Linked DNA regions of Homo sapiens: region 2 is linked to region 1. The links are chromatin contacts, found by Hi-C or POLR2A ChIA-PET in ENCODE. All regions are on one chromosome and are shown on one strand. The core of a region is the stretch at or near the end of the contact, and the rest is flanking DNA. Distances in the headings are between cores, read along the strand shown. Region 1 has its middle 21 kb from the start of FEZ1. Region 2 has its middle 22 kb from the start of RPUSD4.

Region 1 (7,683 bases), core at 17-2,516:
GTGTCATGAACTCACTCCCTGGAATCTATATGATCTCTAAGAGAGGAGACTAAATGTCTCCACATCTAGGACATCATGCCCAGACAGACTTTTCACTTATGCTTCTGAGAGCTACCTGAGAGACTTCTTCTGCATAATAAGACAACCTTTGCTTGCAGTGCTCTTCCTCCCCTCACTCTCCCACAGCTTGTTGCCACCACCCTCCAGGAGTCTTTAAGCTTCTAATTCTTTTTTTTTTTTTTTTTTTTTTTGAGACAGGGTCTCACTCTGTTGTCTAGGTTGGGGTGCAGTGGGTGCAATTACAGCTCACTGTACTCACTGCAGCCTTGATCTCCCTGGTTCAAGTGATCCTCCTACCTCAGCCACCTGAGTAGCTGGAACTACAGGGGCATGCCACCACACCCAGCTAAGTTTTGCATTTTTGGTAGAGATAGGGTTTTGCCACATTGGCCAGGCTGATCTGGAACTACTGGGCTCAAGCCATCCTCCCACCTCAGCTTCCCAAAGTGCTAGGATTACAGGTGTGAGCCACTGTGCCAAGCTAATTTTTTCTGTAGCTCACAATGCTATTTAAGCTTCAACCATCTGGCCCTCCTTTGTGTCTCATATTTTGTGGAACTCCTATACATATGCATGTAATAAATTTGTATGCCTTTTCTCCTGTTAATCTGTCTACTGTCAAGTTTATTCCAGAGATTATCGAGCCTTTAAAGGGTGGAAGGAGAGTTCCTTTCACTCCTACAAACCCAAATGTCCATCAAGGGATAAATGGATAAACAAATTGTGGTATATCCATGCAATGAAATGTCATTCAGCCATAAAAAGAACAAAATACTGATACAATGCTACAACACAGATAAGCTTGAAAGCATTATGTTGAGTGAAAGACAGCAGACACAGAAAGGCACATGGTACGTAATTTCATGTACATGAAATGTCTACATAGTGTCAATTGAAGAAAATGATGAGACAAGTCTCAATCATTTTAGATTTATTTGCCAAAGTTAAGGACGCATCCTGGAGACAGGTCTATGCCTTTCTCTGAAGATGATTTTGAGGCTCCAAATTTAAGGGGGAAAGGGTGGGATATTGAGAAGCACACAGTTTTCACATAAGCAAAAGGGGCAAAGGAAAAATGTGGGGAATCTGCATTTTACATAAGATAACACAGACAAAATGGAGTAGGGGAAAAATCAGATATTCATTTGTGTCTGGCAGGCCTGCACCTGTAAAGATGACCTAACAATTTGCATTGCCATAGTGACGTTTTAACAGCTCACTGGGAATTTCCCCATATTTTGCCCACAAGGAAATTCCTGGTGAGCTGCTAAAACATCACTGTGGCATGCAAATTGATAGGTTATCTTTACAGGTACAGGCCTGCCAGACACAAATGCATATCTGATTTTTGACTTTTCCCTTTGGCTAAATGACTCTGGGGTCCCAAAATGTAATTTCTTTTCACAATAGAAACATAAAGTAGATTGGTGGTTGCCAGGGGCTGTGGAGAGTGACTGCTAACGGATGTGTGGTTTCTTTAGTTTGGCAGGGTGTGTGTGTGGCGGGGGGTGGGATGATGAAAATGCACTAAAATTAAATTGTGGTAGATAGTAAAAGGAAGTAGTTATGTGATTGTTGCACAACTCTGTGACTATACTAAAAGCCACTGAATTGTGTAGTTTAAAAGGGTGGCTGGTTGGGCGTGGTGGCTCACGCCTGTAATCTCAGCACTTTGGGAGGCCGAGGCAGGCGGATCACCTGAGGTCGGGAGTTCAAGACCAGCCTGACCAACACGGAGAAACTCTGTCTCTACTAAAAATACAAAATTAGCCAAATGGGGTGGCACATGCCTGTAATCCCAGCTATTTGGGAGGATGAGACAGGAGAATCACTTGAACCTGGGAGGCGGAGGTTGCAGTGAGCCAAGATTGCGCCATTGCACTCCAGCCTGGGCAACAAGAGCAAAACTCCATCTCAAAAAAAAAAAAAAAAAAAGTGTGGCTGGATGCTGTGGCTCATGCTTATAATCCCAGCACTTTGGAATGCCAAAGCAGGAAGATTGCTTAAATCCTGGAGTTCAAGACCAGACTGGCCAACATAGCAAGACCCCATCTCTACAAACAAGTTTTTTTTTAATTAGCTGGGTAGGGTGGCACACACCTGTGGCCCCAGCTACTTGGGAGACTAAGAAGGCAGGAGGATCACTTGACCCTAAGGGGTAGAGGCTGCAGTGAGTTGTGATCACACCACTGCACTCTAGCCTGCACAGCAGAACAAGACCCTGTCTCTAAATAATAAATGAAAAGGTAAATTTTATGGTATGTGATTATATCTCAGTAAAAGTGTGATTTTTTAAAAAGTCAATGAATCTTAAACAAATAAGCAAACAAAAGCTTAGTCAGGTCTCAGGTGATGCTACACTACTACCCAAACAGATTCATTTCTAAAAAGCAAGCAGCGTAACAAGAGCAGCCATTTATGTGCTTACTATGTAAGGAGCTTTACCTAACAATACTGTTTGTTAAACTTTTCATCTCATTTTATTTGCACAATGACCTTATAAAGTATGTATGATTACCCTTTGTTTAGGAAAATGAGAAAACAGGCTCTCAGGGATGGGATAATTTGTTCAAGGCTCACACAGCTAAGAAGGGGTAAGGCAGGAGTTCTAACCCAGAGAGCCATCTGACTCCAAAGTTCAGGATAGCCACGTTCCCACTATGTTCATCAAAAAAAACAAGAATGAGCCAGGCGCTGTGGCTCACGCCTGTAATCCCAGCACTTTGGGAGGCCGAGGCGAGCAGATTATCTGAGGTCAGGAGTTCGAGACCAGCCTGGCCACCATGGTGAAACCCTGTCTCTACTAAAAATACAAAAATTAGCTGGGTGTGGCAGCGGGCGCCTGTAATCCCAGCTACTCGGAGGCTGAGGCAGGAGAATCACTTGAACCTGGGAGGCAGAGGATGCAGTGAGCCGAGACTGCACCACTGCACTCCAGCCTGGGTGACAGAGCGAGACTCCAGTGCAAAAAAAAAAAAATGCTGAGAAGGATTTTAGCTGAGTCTAAAACAAGTACTGGCAGGGCTCTGCTAACCACGCTGCTGCTCACTCCTTCTTCTGCAATAGTTATTTTTCCCTAATGGGTTTTTGTCTGTGTTGGAAGGAAGTCTTTTCTTCCACCAACTATGTTGTAGTGTGTGTTTGGGGCTTGGGGGACTGCAAATTAATTGATGATAGACAGATCCACAGAAGAAAAGACAAGGATTATTTACACATGCATGGGGGAGTACTCAGTAAAGGGTAATCCCTGGCAAAAATAGCCAGGGGTACGTGTGACTGCATCAGTTTAACAAAAGGGAATGGTGGTTAAGGCTTCATTGGGAATGTATGGAAGATTCTATTGGGCTTTTTTATTCTGATGCTAATGTACAGTCTTCTTTCTGGCTGGAAGCTGAATTAGACCAAATCTGGGGATTCTCCCAAACCTGAAGGGGGGTTAATGGCAGTCGTATTTTGGGAGGCTCTGCTTTAGTCAGATCAGGGAAGTCCAGATATGATTTCTATCTGCATCTGCTGTAGCTCAAATGGTTTCAGTTTAAAATAAACTTTTTATCTTTCTGAGGGTTTCTTGGTCCCTTCATTTGTTTGTTTCTGCTTTTACTATATTCCCAGACATTCTCAACATTATTGCAAAGATTTTTTTTTTCTTGCTTTAGGTGCTGCTTGGAAATGTCCTTGTCCCTAGATATCTTTAATAAAAGGTTCTTGGGCTCCAGAGCCCGAAAAAGCTCTGGGTGGTATTTTGCCTGCAACCAAAGCTTGACGTCAAAATTTGCACACGTGTTGTAGGATCATTTACTCTGTGTCTCCAGCCCCTACTCTTTTCTTGGTGTTCCTGAGTTATACTTCAGAACAGAAAAATATCAATAGGTTTAGATCTTAGTTCCACATTTGGCTCCCAGCCCTGCTCTAAGGCCCACCTCAGCTGAATTAAGGAGTGAGGTTTGAACTCATCAGCGGATTCTCCTTGGGTCCAGCTGCCCTCCTTTCCTCCTTTTTCTCTCCTCTGCAGGAAGGAAGGCTGCTTCCCCCTCCCCTATTCCTAAGGACTACTTCCCACCTCTTCCCTTCCCTCCACCCCCCCAGCTGCCTTTCTTATGGCTGCCAGGTTGCCATGCCAATAAGGTTCCCATGGTTACTAGGAAGAGCTGCTGCATTCCCACAGGCAGCTTTTATCTACCAAAAGAGAAAGGGAAACTAAATTGCTCCTAGGGAAAGAAAAAAAAAAAAAAAAGGGAGGGGAGGGACAGAGTTGGTCTTAGCCCAGGAGATCCTGCAAAAGGGGTCTTGTTAACTCTGGTATCTCCAGGCTGGACCTTGAACCAAATCCTGCTGCATCTATTCAAGTTCTCCTTCCCCTAAACCTAGGGAGAGAGGCGCCTGGCACTAGTTCAAGTCCATTGTTTCGCCTAGTATGGGGTCCACATAGACACCGCATTGTGAGCATCATGTTAATACATAAATACACTAATACATCTGTGCTCTTTGTCTATTAAGGAAACTGGCAAAATGCAAGGCATGCCCTGCTGCCTCCTCAGTTGGATATCTTGTCAGAGAAACTGCTTTTCTCCTGCTGGAGTTTCTTCCTGGGTAGACTATCTTAGGCCACGCCACTTTTTTTTTTTTTAATTCAGTTCATTTTTCTCAAATATAAACAAATATATGTTAGTGTAAAATTAAAAAATAAAGTAGCCGGGCATGGTGGCTCACGCCTGTAATCCCAGCACTTTGGGAGGCCAAGGCAGGCGGATCATCTGAGGTCAGGAGTTTGAGACCAGCCTGGCCAACATGGTGAAACCCCGTCTCTACTAATAATACAAAAATTAGTTGGGCGTGGTGGCACATGCCTGTAATCCCAGCTACTCAGGAGGATGAGGCAGGAGAATCGCTTGAATCCAGGAGGTGGAGTTTGCAGTGAGACGAGATCACGCCATTGCACTCCAGCCTCGGCTACAAGAGCAAAACTTCGTCTCCAAAATAAAAAATAAAATAAAATAAAATAAATAAGAGAAAAAATCATTCACATTTCCAAAATCAAATTATTTATTTCTTCTTTCTAAAATATACAGTTTTTGTTGTTACTGGTTTGTCTCACATAGTTGTAGAACATCATTTTTGAAACACAGTTTCCTTTATTTGGAATTTTGTTATGTTGAACTTTCTACTTTTATTAGCTGCCAATAAAAAATGGCAATTGGGCCAGGCACAGTGGCTCATGCCTGTAATCCCAACACTTTGGGAGATCAAAGTGTAAGGATTGCTTGAGCCCGAGAGTTCAAGACAAGCCTAAGCAACATGGCAGAACCTTGTCTCTAAAAAAAAAAATATAAAAATTAGCTGGGCATGGTGGCACACATCTGTAGTCCCAGCTACTCAGGAGGCTGAGGTGGGAGGATTGCTTGAGCCTGGGAGGTCGAGGCTGCAGTGAGCTGTGATCACACCACTGCACTCCAGCCTGGGCGACAGAGCTAGCTTTTGTCTCCAGAAAAAAAAAAAGCAATTTCTCAAAAAACGTATAGCATTATCATATAACTCAGCCATTCCACTCCTAGGTATAAATATACCCCCCCAAAATGAAAATATACATCCACAGAAAAATGTGTACATGAATGTTTATAACAGCATTATTCATAATAATAAAAAATGGAAACAAGACAAATATCCATCAACTGATTAATAAACAAAATATGGTGTAGTCATACAAAAGAATATTATTCAGCCAGAAAAGGAATGAAGTACTGATACATGCTACAACATAGATGAACCTTGAAAACATTATGGAAGTGAAAGAAGGCAGAAATAAGGCAGACATAGAAGACCACAGAGACAGGATTGTTCCCTTGACTTTGACCCCCTTCATGGGTGGGAACTGGAGTGGCTCGTTTAACTCAGCCACTGCTGACCACTCCTTGTGAGAGGGAGCATGCAAGCAAGTGAGGGAACGAAGGCTGGAACCAGCCAGTCACTCCTCCCTAGCAGGAGCAGGCTCTGTACAAGCCCTACGGCAGCATCCAAGCCCCTACTCTCTCAGCATCTGAGTTCTTGTCTGGCATCCAGGAATAACCATCAGGTCACACAAATGGATTGAAGGGTAGTGTATGTGGAAGATTTTACTGGGCGATAAAGGTGGCAGTTTGCATCAGCCGCTTGCATCCCCCAGTGCTCAGCAGCTTGCATCCCCCAGTGCTCAGCAGCTTGCATCCCCAACCACTTGCATCAGCCACTTGTGTTGCTCTGCCAGCTAGTCTTTTTATGGGCACAGGATAGGGGTACTGCAGGCCAAAAAAGCAACATTTGGGTGGAAAAACAGAGTCAGCTTCTTCTTCTTAGGATGGAGGTTCCAGGCTTAAGAGTGGGGATTTAGCCGGGAGCCAAGCCATTCTGTGTCAATAAAATTCTATTACATAAAATTGAAACTGCCTTTGCAAAGATTATGACAGTGAGAGAAGTCTAGCATGGCAGACTCCATCTTGCTTTTAGCCTCACAGACTGGCTGTTTTTGCTCATTTCTGGGCATAGGCCAAGTTAACCATGGGAGGAATTTAGTTTATAGTTTAACTTGGAAGCAAGGATGATAAGAGTATCTCCCCAAAACTAATCCCTTCCTTGTTTGGGCCTTTGTAAAACTAATGAAAGGCCACAAGATTAGGATTATGGGAGGGGCCCAAAATCTGCTGCAATGTAGGTATAGTTTCTATAATCCCTTACATCTCAGGAGTCATGTGGCCAGATGTTGAAAAATTTGTGACTTCCCCAGTTGCTTCTGTAGTCACTGTTGTAGAATCTTTTGAGATGTTTTTCAGACTGACACCACCTAGACTCCTGACTCATGACTCAACTGGTCCTGTGGCCCTCAACCCAATTGCCAACTCAGCACACAAAGGCCATTTTCCACACCCCTATGATTGCTTCCCCAACCAGTCATCAGCACCCATTCCCTAGCCCCCTGCCCACCAAACTATCCTTGAAAAACCATAACCTTTGAGCCTTCCAGGAAACTGGTTTGAGTAATAACTCTGTCTACCACATGGCTAGCCTAGTGTCAAACTCTTTCTTTACTACAATACCACAGTCTCAGTGAATTGGTTTTGTCTGTGTAGTAGGCAAGGTGACCCCATCAAGCAATTAAAAAATGTCCAGAATAGGCATCTATAGAGAAAGTAGTGTTTGGGCCAGGTGTGGTAGCTCACACCTTTGTAATCCCAATACTTTGAGAAGCTGAGGCAACTGGATCACTTGAGGCCAGGAGTTTGAAACCAGCCTGGGCAACAAAGCAAGACCTTGTCTCTACAAAAAATTTTAAAAGTAGCTGGACATGATGGCATGTGCCTGGGGTCTCAGCTACTTGGGAGGCTGAGGTGAGAGTTGCCTGAGCCCTGGACTTGCAGGATGTAGTGAGGTATGATTACACCACTGCATTCCAGCATATGCGACAGACTGAGATCATGTCTAAAAATGAAATAAAATAAAGAGAAAGTAATGTTTGCCTAGGGCTAGGGGAGTGAGATAGGAATGGGAGCGATGGCTAATGGACACAGTCTATTTTGGAGGCAAAAAACATGATCTAAAATTAGATCATTAAAGGTATTTATGCATATTTTAAAAAATAAAATAAAACTAGAT
Region 2 (7,273 bases), core at 1,723-4,222, 670 kb after region 1:
TGTTTGTTAAACTTGGTGTTTATAAATGCATAAAAGTGGCATTTTGTGAAGTTGCTGCAGCACAACTTGGACTTGGAAAGCAGTGCTGATCCCTTCAGAGTCCTGGGGAGGAGAAAAGGCAGCGATTGCTGTGCGCCCCCGGCTGACTTTTCACCTCTCCTAGCCTCTGTTTCCTCCTCTATGAAGGGGTTACCGAGGTGATTAAATGGAGCAGGCCACACGAAAGAGCCTAGCTAACGACTGGAACATTGCAGCTGTGCGGTTGGTGTTCCTGAACCCACAGAGGGCAATGGAGACACAACGTCACACAGAGTTAACTCTGCCCAGGCACAGTGGCTCACGCCTGTAGTCCCAGCTACTTCAAAGGCTGAGGAGGCAGGGCAGCTTGAGCCCAGGAGGTTGAGGCTGCAGTGGACCATGACTGTGCCACTGCATTCCAGCCTGGGTGACACGAGGAGACCCTGTCTTAAAAAAAAACATTAAACAGAGTTAACTTCAATTATGATGACAGCATGGAGGCTGGCAGGCATGGGGGCTGTTAGACCACACAGAAGGACCTGAGGTCCTCAGCAGGGTTTACAGGTGGCTCCTGGGGAGATGGGAACCTGTAAGCCTGGACCTGAAGCAGGGGCTTTAGCCAGCCAGGCCCAGGGGCCAGATGGAGCAGAGAGAAGCCGCTCACCAGGCCTCGAGTGGAAGGGGCGCGCCTGCACATCTGAAGCCTGGGGAGAAGCAGGCCTGGTGACTCGGTGCGTGTCCAGCAAGGGAAGGGAGCCAGGCGAGGCCAGGGAGTGGACAGCTGGACGCCTGCTGGACCTCCCCCAAGGAAGGCTTCCGGGCTCCGGCTGAGGGATCATGAAGTGCTGAGGTGCCTTAAGCCCAGGGGCCCATGACTGGAGTCGCCCCTACCATTTCATTTTAGTCTTCACGCCAGTTTATGAGCTACTGAAGGGTCCCAACTTTGTCACCTTAGGATCATTCCCCAGGGTCCCACGTACACCCCACTCCCCTGCAACAGGAGAGGCCTGCCTCGCCCCTCTTGGACTCAGCGCAGCGCTGGTGCCCATCTCTGAGTGGTGGAGGCTCCAGCATTTCTATACAGCAGGGGCCTGGGGAGGCTGCAAGGGAGGTATAGAGGGGACCGGTCATCAAACATTTGCAGAGCAGGCTCAGTTTGTTTGTTTGAGAGAGGAGCTGGTGGAGACCGTCCGAGGCTGAAGTCCACTACGGCCCCACAGAGCCCCAGCTGCAGGAAGCCAGAGAAAAGAGCGCCATTCCTGCCTCCGTCTCTGTGAAGGGCGTCCCGGGCTGGGACTGGGTGAGGTGAAGGAGGTTCCTCACTTCCCTGACCAAGGCCCTGCCCGTAGCTCTCACCACCCTCTCCTCGCCTCTGCCCATCCCTCCTTGCCCTCCCACACAGGTCTTGTGGGGGCTCAGGCACCCTCATCAGCACCCCTGCATCATGGGGCCGCTGCTGGGCCTCCCCTAAGAGGGGCTCTCCCCAGTGAAAAGGAGGCTGAAGAGAGGATGGCGCCGAAGCTGCCACCCAGAGGAGAGAAGGGACATTAACACAGAAGGAGAGACTGGAGAGAGAAAATAAGAGACAGAAAATGAGAGGCAGGGAGCGAGGCAGGTGCGAGGGGACGAGAGTGCAATCTTAACAGAAGGGGAAGGCACTAACCAGGGACCACATGCTGGGGCACAGAGGGATGAATATGTATAAACACTGAGAGTCAGACAGGGACAGAGACTGTGCCAGGGACCACAACAGAGGCCGGCAGATGATGGGCGGCCTGTCATCTTTTGGAGCCAGGCCCTGTTAGGAGAATTCTTGGCCTCAGTTGATGCTGGGGGCAGGATGGAGTGTGCCTTCCCCTCCAATTTTTCCAGCTGGAACCCTACATGCAGCTCCAAGCTTTCCCCATCCTTTCTGAGGTTCCGGCTGCAAAGACTCCCAGGACAGGCCAGCCGGGTCGCTGGGCCTGAGAGTGGCCCACCCAGGGCCCACCTTGGGCAGGTGGGGGAGACCGTGGGCTTCCAGGAACAAGGAGCCCCCAACAAGTACAAGAAGGACCCTAAGGGCTGGGTAGGGTGGCAGGGTGGCTCACACTTGTAATCCCAGCACTTTGGGAGGCTGAGGTGGGCAGATCACGAGGTCAGGAGATTGAGACCATCCTGACCAACATGGTGAAACCCCGTCTCCACTAAAAATACAAAAATTAGTCAGGCGTGGTGGTACGCACCTGTAGTCCCAGCTACTCGGGAGGCTGAGGCAGGAGAATTGCTTGAACCCGGGAGGTGGAGACTGCAGTGAGCTGAGATCACATCACTGCACCCCAGCCTGGTGACAGAGCGAGACTCCATCTCAAGAAAAAAAAAAAAGAAGGACCCTAAGACCCACCAGCCAAACAGATCCTCCCACACTCCTTCCAGGTCTGCACCGGACACAGCTGGGCTAAGTGGTGACCTGAGACCCAGGGAGAGCTGAAGCCGGGGAGTTTCTGGGTGTCTTGATGTTGAGGGGTAACTTGTCTGCTGCTTGGAGGGCTCCTTTAGTCACCGGCTGAGAGGATTATCAGGACGGCGCAGGCCTCCAGGTGTGCCACGGCCCTGACTCCGCAACAGCTCTGTGCTACCTACCTCCCCCTCCCTGGGCTTTCTGACCTCTGCCGTCTCGTGCTCCCCTCCCCTATGGGTCAGGATCCAAGCTCCCCAAGTTTGCTACTTCTCCAGCCATGTCGCTCCCTGCCACAAGCTCTACACTGCAGTAACACACCACACTGCTTGCAGACACATCTAGAAACCACAGCACTCCTTCCTCTGGAATGCCCCTCCCTTCTCTCCTCCTGAAAGCTCTCAGGTCCCCAGGAAGGCCCCCTCCCCACCCAGGCTGCATCGGCATTTTGCTAGTGATCTCCGGATGCCTGGGTGCCTCTCCTGCAATCTCTCTGAAACATGTCAGGTGCTCCAGGACAGGGCTACAGCTGCATCTCGACACCCACTACGGCCAACACACAGCCCGGGCCCCTAGGTGATGGGTGGACAAATGAGATGCGGTCAGGATTATAAGCCACACCTCGCCTGACTGGTTCTCCACTTCCTTTTTGTCTTTCCACCTAGATGGCAGGTGCACTGTGTGCAGAAACTGTATCTTCTGCTTCCTTGCCCTCTCCCTAGTTTCAGACAATGTTGTGCACGACAGACACTTGCTGACAGGAAGAGGGGTCAGAGTCTTGCGTGTTCCAAGGGATCCACCTGAATTCTTCAAGGACCCTGCGTTCCGGGCACCAGGGACAAAGCCAGGTCCATGTGTGGTTTCTCTCTTTTCTAGGGCCTGCAAGTTGGAGAGATGCCCTCCCCTCCCCCATAGAATCCCAAACCCTGGTCTGGGGCTCATTCAGGTGGATTTCGGGACAGGCCAGAGGGAAGGGACAGCAACGGAGAGCTGGGGACGGGGGCGCTTTTCCTCGGAAAATAATGAGGCAATTAGAGGAGGCCGAGAGCAGTTCCAGATGTGGCGGCTGACTGCTGAGATAGTGACGTGTACTTCTAACATGTCAGCACGCTGGGGACTGAGGCTGTCTGCAGCTGCTCCAGCTGTCACCTGGCCCCACTGTGCTGCTGCGGTTACCTGGCCTAATGGTTTTGGAATGAGCTGGGCTGGGGCCCACGGCCTAGAACCCTGGTCCCCAAAACTTCTTGCCAGAAAGAAACTCAACCTCAGTAAAAGCCCCATCTGCTGAGGGCCGTCAAGACATTCACCGTCACCTGCCTCGCCTTGAAGTTCGATCCCCTCCAGGACAAGCTTTCAGGGGAAGCTCGGAGCCTGGCCCCGAGCAAGCGCTGGGGACAGAACACAGTGTGGTTGGATGTGGCCCTAGGCCCAGAGTTGCCTAAAGTCCAGGCATGGGAGACAGGACAGGGACAAAGCCCCTCCGACAGGAAGCAGCCAGTGGCTGGCACTGATCAGGTGCACACAAAGGTGTCTGTGTTCCTGTCTGGCCCCTCCCCAGCAGGCCCTGGACCCTGCCCTCTCCATCCCATCTTTCCCAGGCGTCCTGAGCTGCCTGGCCTTTTGAGCGATTACTGGCACAGGATACCAGCACTGACAGCTCTTGTCACAGTCCCCCAGGCCTCATTCATGCTGGAGAGGCGAGGACAGCTTAATTCCCAAACTCAGACACAGGATTGCCTGCCAGATAGGGCATGGGGCTGCCACTGACCCCCACCCCTCCCTCCCTAGGAGGTGGGCACCTGGGAACAAAGCCTCTGGTGTCCCCTCTGCTCTCCTCCCTCCTCTGACCTCCCCTTCCCCTCTTTCTGCATCAAACAGCAGGTGCTGATGGCAGCTAAATTGTCCAGGGATGAGTGATGCTGGGTGCTTAGGAGGATGAGAAGGAAAGAGCTTTGGACATGACAACCTCAACCCTTCCCCACTCCAGCCCCCATTTGGGGACAGGGAAAAGAATTGATGTCAGATGTAGGGGGTTCCCTTAGCCCCAGTATTCTGAGCTTCTGGCCCCCACACCAGGAACCAAGGAGCACTGGCTTCATGCCAACACCTTCAAACCACCCCACACTCCGTGTGGAACCCGAGGCCCTTCAGGAGCTGTCAGACAGCCCCAGGGAGCTGCTGGCCATGCTGTGTTCTCCTGGCATCTTCCCACTCCCAGGCCAGCCACCTTGGCTGGGGGTATCTGCCATGACCTTCACTCCCTGAGCCCTTGGTCTTCACATCCATGGTGGACAATCCCAGATGGGGGTTCCCCAAGTCCCGCCCAGTTTGGGAAACAACTGTGCCCCCTCCCATTTCCAAGGCCATCTCCTAAGCTAGCCTGGGGGCTCCTCACATGTGCTCCTGAGGTTCTAACAACCACTTGGGCATGGCCTGCCCTCTCCGGAGTCAAAGCCACTAATTCAGCTTGGAATGCCCTTCTCCATATGCAGTGTGGAGGAACTGACCCCCTTTTTCTGCTTTTCCTTTCCTAGTTCTCCCCCAAACTGCAGTCAGAATAGCAGAGTTAGGGCTGTTCTTCATTCCCATTAGGACTCTAGAAAAACAGACTAATGGCCCCAAAGAGCGTAACCGCATGACCCTCCTCCTCTAGAGAAAGTGCTAGAAATCTAATCGGGCAGCAACATAGTACCGTGGGTAAGTCCGTGCGTCCAGGCCTGTTTCCTGGCTTTCCAGGTGCATGCCCTCAGGCAGTCTGCCCAAGCTGATTTCCTCATCTCTGAAATATCTCCTTCGTGGAAGCACTGCGGGATTCAATGAGCTCACACGGCACAGCCCCAGCACCGTGCCTGGCTCGCGGCAAGTGTCCGATAGAAGCCAGCCTCTGCTGCTGTGACCACCTTCCCCAGCAGTGGCTGGTGTGTGCTATGGGCTGACTGTCTCTCCCAAATTCCTGTGTTGAAGACTCAACCCCAGTACCTCAGAATGTGACGACCCTTGGAGATAAGCCTTTAAGGGGGTGAGTCCATTGAAATGGAGCCTCGAGGACGTGCCCTCACCCACTCTGACCAGTGTCCCTGTAAGAAGAGGCAATCAGATCACAGGCCCACACCGAGGAGAAGCTGTGTGAGCGCACACAGAGAAGGCAGCCATCAGCAACAGAGAGGCCTCCAGAGAAACCAAGCCTGCCAACACCTGGATCTTGGACTTCCAGCCTCCAGAACCATGAGCAAATGAATTTCTATTGTCTAAGCCACCCAGGCTGTGATATTTCGTTACGGTAGCCCCAGCAAACTGTGATATTTTGTTATGGCAAGCTGCAGTGTGACCAGTCACTGCCTGGGATGCCAGGCCCGTCCTTCCCAGCCCAGGCACCGTGCAGGATGCCAGGCCCCAGAAAGGACGGGAAGGCCCCGGGCAGGATAGTAAAAGGCCCGATGTCCAGGTCCCTTCTGGGAGGTTTCACTTCCAAGTACAGTCTGGATTCTAAACTGGATCTTAACATTGAGTTTCTACACTGCCCTTCTCTGAGATGCTGAATTTGTGGGTTCCAGTAAGGGATTAGGGATGTTGTGTCTTCTCCCGAATAAGTAATCTTGGCATAACCAGACTCAGGGTCTTGAAACTAGAAAGGATCTCAGAGATTGTCTTATCTAGAGACTGAGATCATCAACTTTGTCTCAACTGCCCATTTTACAGGTGAGGAAACTGAGGTCTGGAAAGATGGTGACACAGCTAGCTAGCGGCAGAATTTAAAAAGAACCCAGTTGCCTTGTCTTTCCATTAGGAGACCTGCCTTCCTGCTCCAAGTGTACACTCGCTCATCCCTGGCTGGGATCTGGGAAGGCTGGAGAGAGGAGAATCGGGACTTCTCTTTTGGTCTCTCAGCACCTGGTTCACTGGAGAAACACAGGTTAAGAGTGGGGCTCCCAAGTTAGACGGATGGGTCAAAACCTAGTTCTGCTGTGTACAGATGTGGCCTCGGGAAATCAGTGGACCACTCTGGGCTTCATGTTTATCATCTGTAAAATGGAAATAAAAACAAGGAAGAATAGTATATCCCTCACAAGGCTATTATTGGGAGCTTTTAAACCTAACAGGCTCCACATAGGCCACAAAAGTCGAATGCAGAAATTACCACGAGTGTTGGCTTTCGGGGGTCCGTGTGGGAGTAGGGAAAGGAAGAGTGAGTCTCAGCTGTGATCACAGGCCCTCTAAGCCTCTTGCTTGCCTTCTCTCGTGGAATTTTCTTTCCTAGGCTGGAGAAGTAGGGTGACAAGGGAAATCTGGCTTATAACTCCAGAAAATAAACCCAAGGATACTTCTGGAAAATTCTGTAACTTTAGGCAGGAAAAAGGCCAGACTCCCCGGCAGGGCCAGGACGGGCTGGCAGCCTTTCAGACACGGCTTGAAGGAGGCCCTGGTGTGAGACAGAGGCTCGGAGGACCGCACAGAGCCCAGGGCACAGTGGCTCGCTCCCTCCCTGTCCTCCTGCCACCTTCCAGCTCCCACCCTCTCTTTTCCTCTGTCTTCTTTCCCATGAAGGTGGCACCTTCAGTGGCCAGTGAGTCCCTGGCAGCTGTGAGTGAGTGAGACCAGGCTTGGCAGCTGTCTGTTAGCAACGGAGTTGGAGCATCCCACCATGGGGGTGATGCCCACAGCCTGAGTCCCCTTCCAGCATGGGGAGCCCCTGATTCCAAGGGGGAGATTCTCGCTTGACCCTCAGAGTGGTGTTGCATGCATGAAGTGATGACCACATGCCCCTTAAAGCCAACTACAGAGAAAGTGGGTGGATGGGTCTGGCCACCACAAGCTCCT

What was found. A loop is a pair of places that touch in the nucleus more often than their neighbours do. ChIA-PET counts read pairs that join two places held with the same protein, here RNA polymerase II (POLR2A). Pooled maps may share reads with other maps.
Region 2: a pooled map shows a loop between it and region 1 (5-fold over the local background). The contact joins two enhancer-like sites. A Hi-C loop is called at or near these places in 2 of 50 pooled maps. POLR2A ChIA-PET finds 5 or more read pairs at or near these places in 2 of 52 experiments (B cell and OCI-LY7).

Annotation. Positions count from the first base shown.
Region 1 is chr11:125,513,150-125,520,832 of GRCh38, forward strand. No RefSeq gene overlaps it. Among named protein-coding and RNA genes, the nearest start is that of FEZ1, 21 kb to the left of the region's middle. Within about 2 kb of position 1,267, at least 9 of the 41 ENCODE cell types and tissues checked have a DNase peak (open chromatin) inside an H3K27ac peak, as active enhancers do; they include OCI-LY7, where a contact is called at or near this core.
Region 2 is chr11:126,185,724-126,192,996 of GRCh38, forward strand. No RefSeq gene overlaps it. Among named protein-coding and RNA genes, the nearest start is that of RPUSD4, 22 kb to the right of the region's middle. RefSeq lists an enhancer at 1-920. Within about 2 kb of position 2,973, at least 2 of the 41 ENCODE cell types and tissues checked have a DNase peak (open chromatin) inside an H3K27ac peak, as active enhancers do; they include OCI-LY7, where a contact is called at or near this core.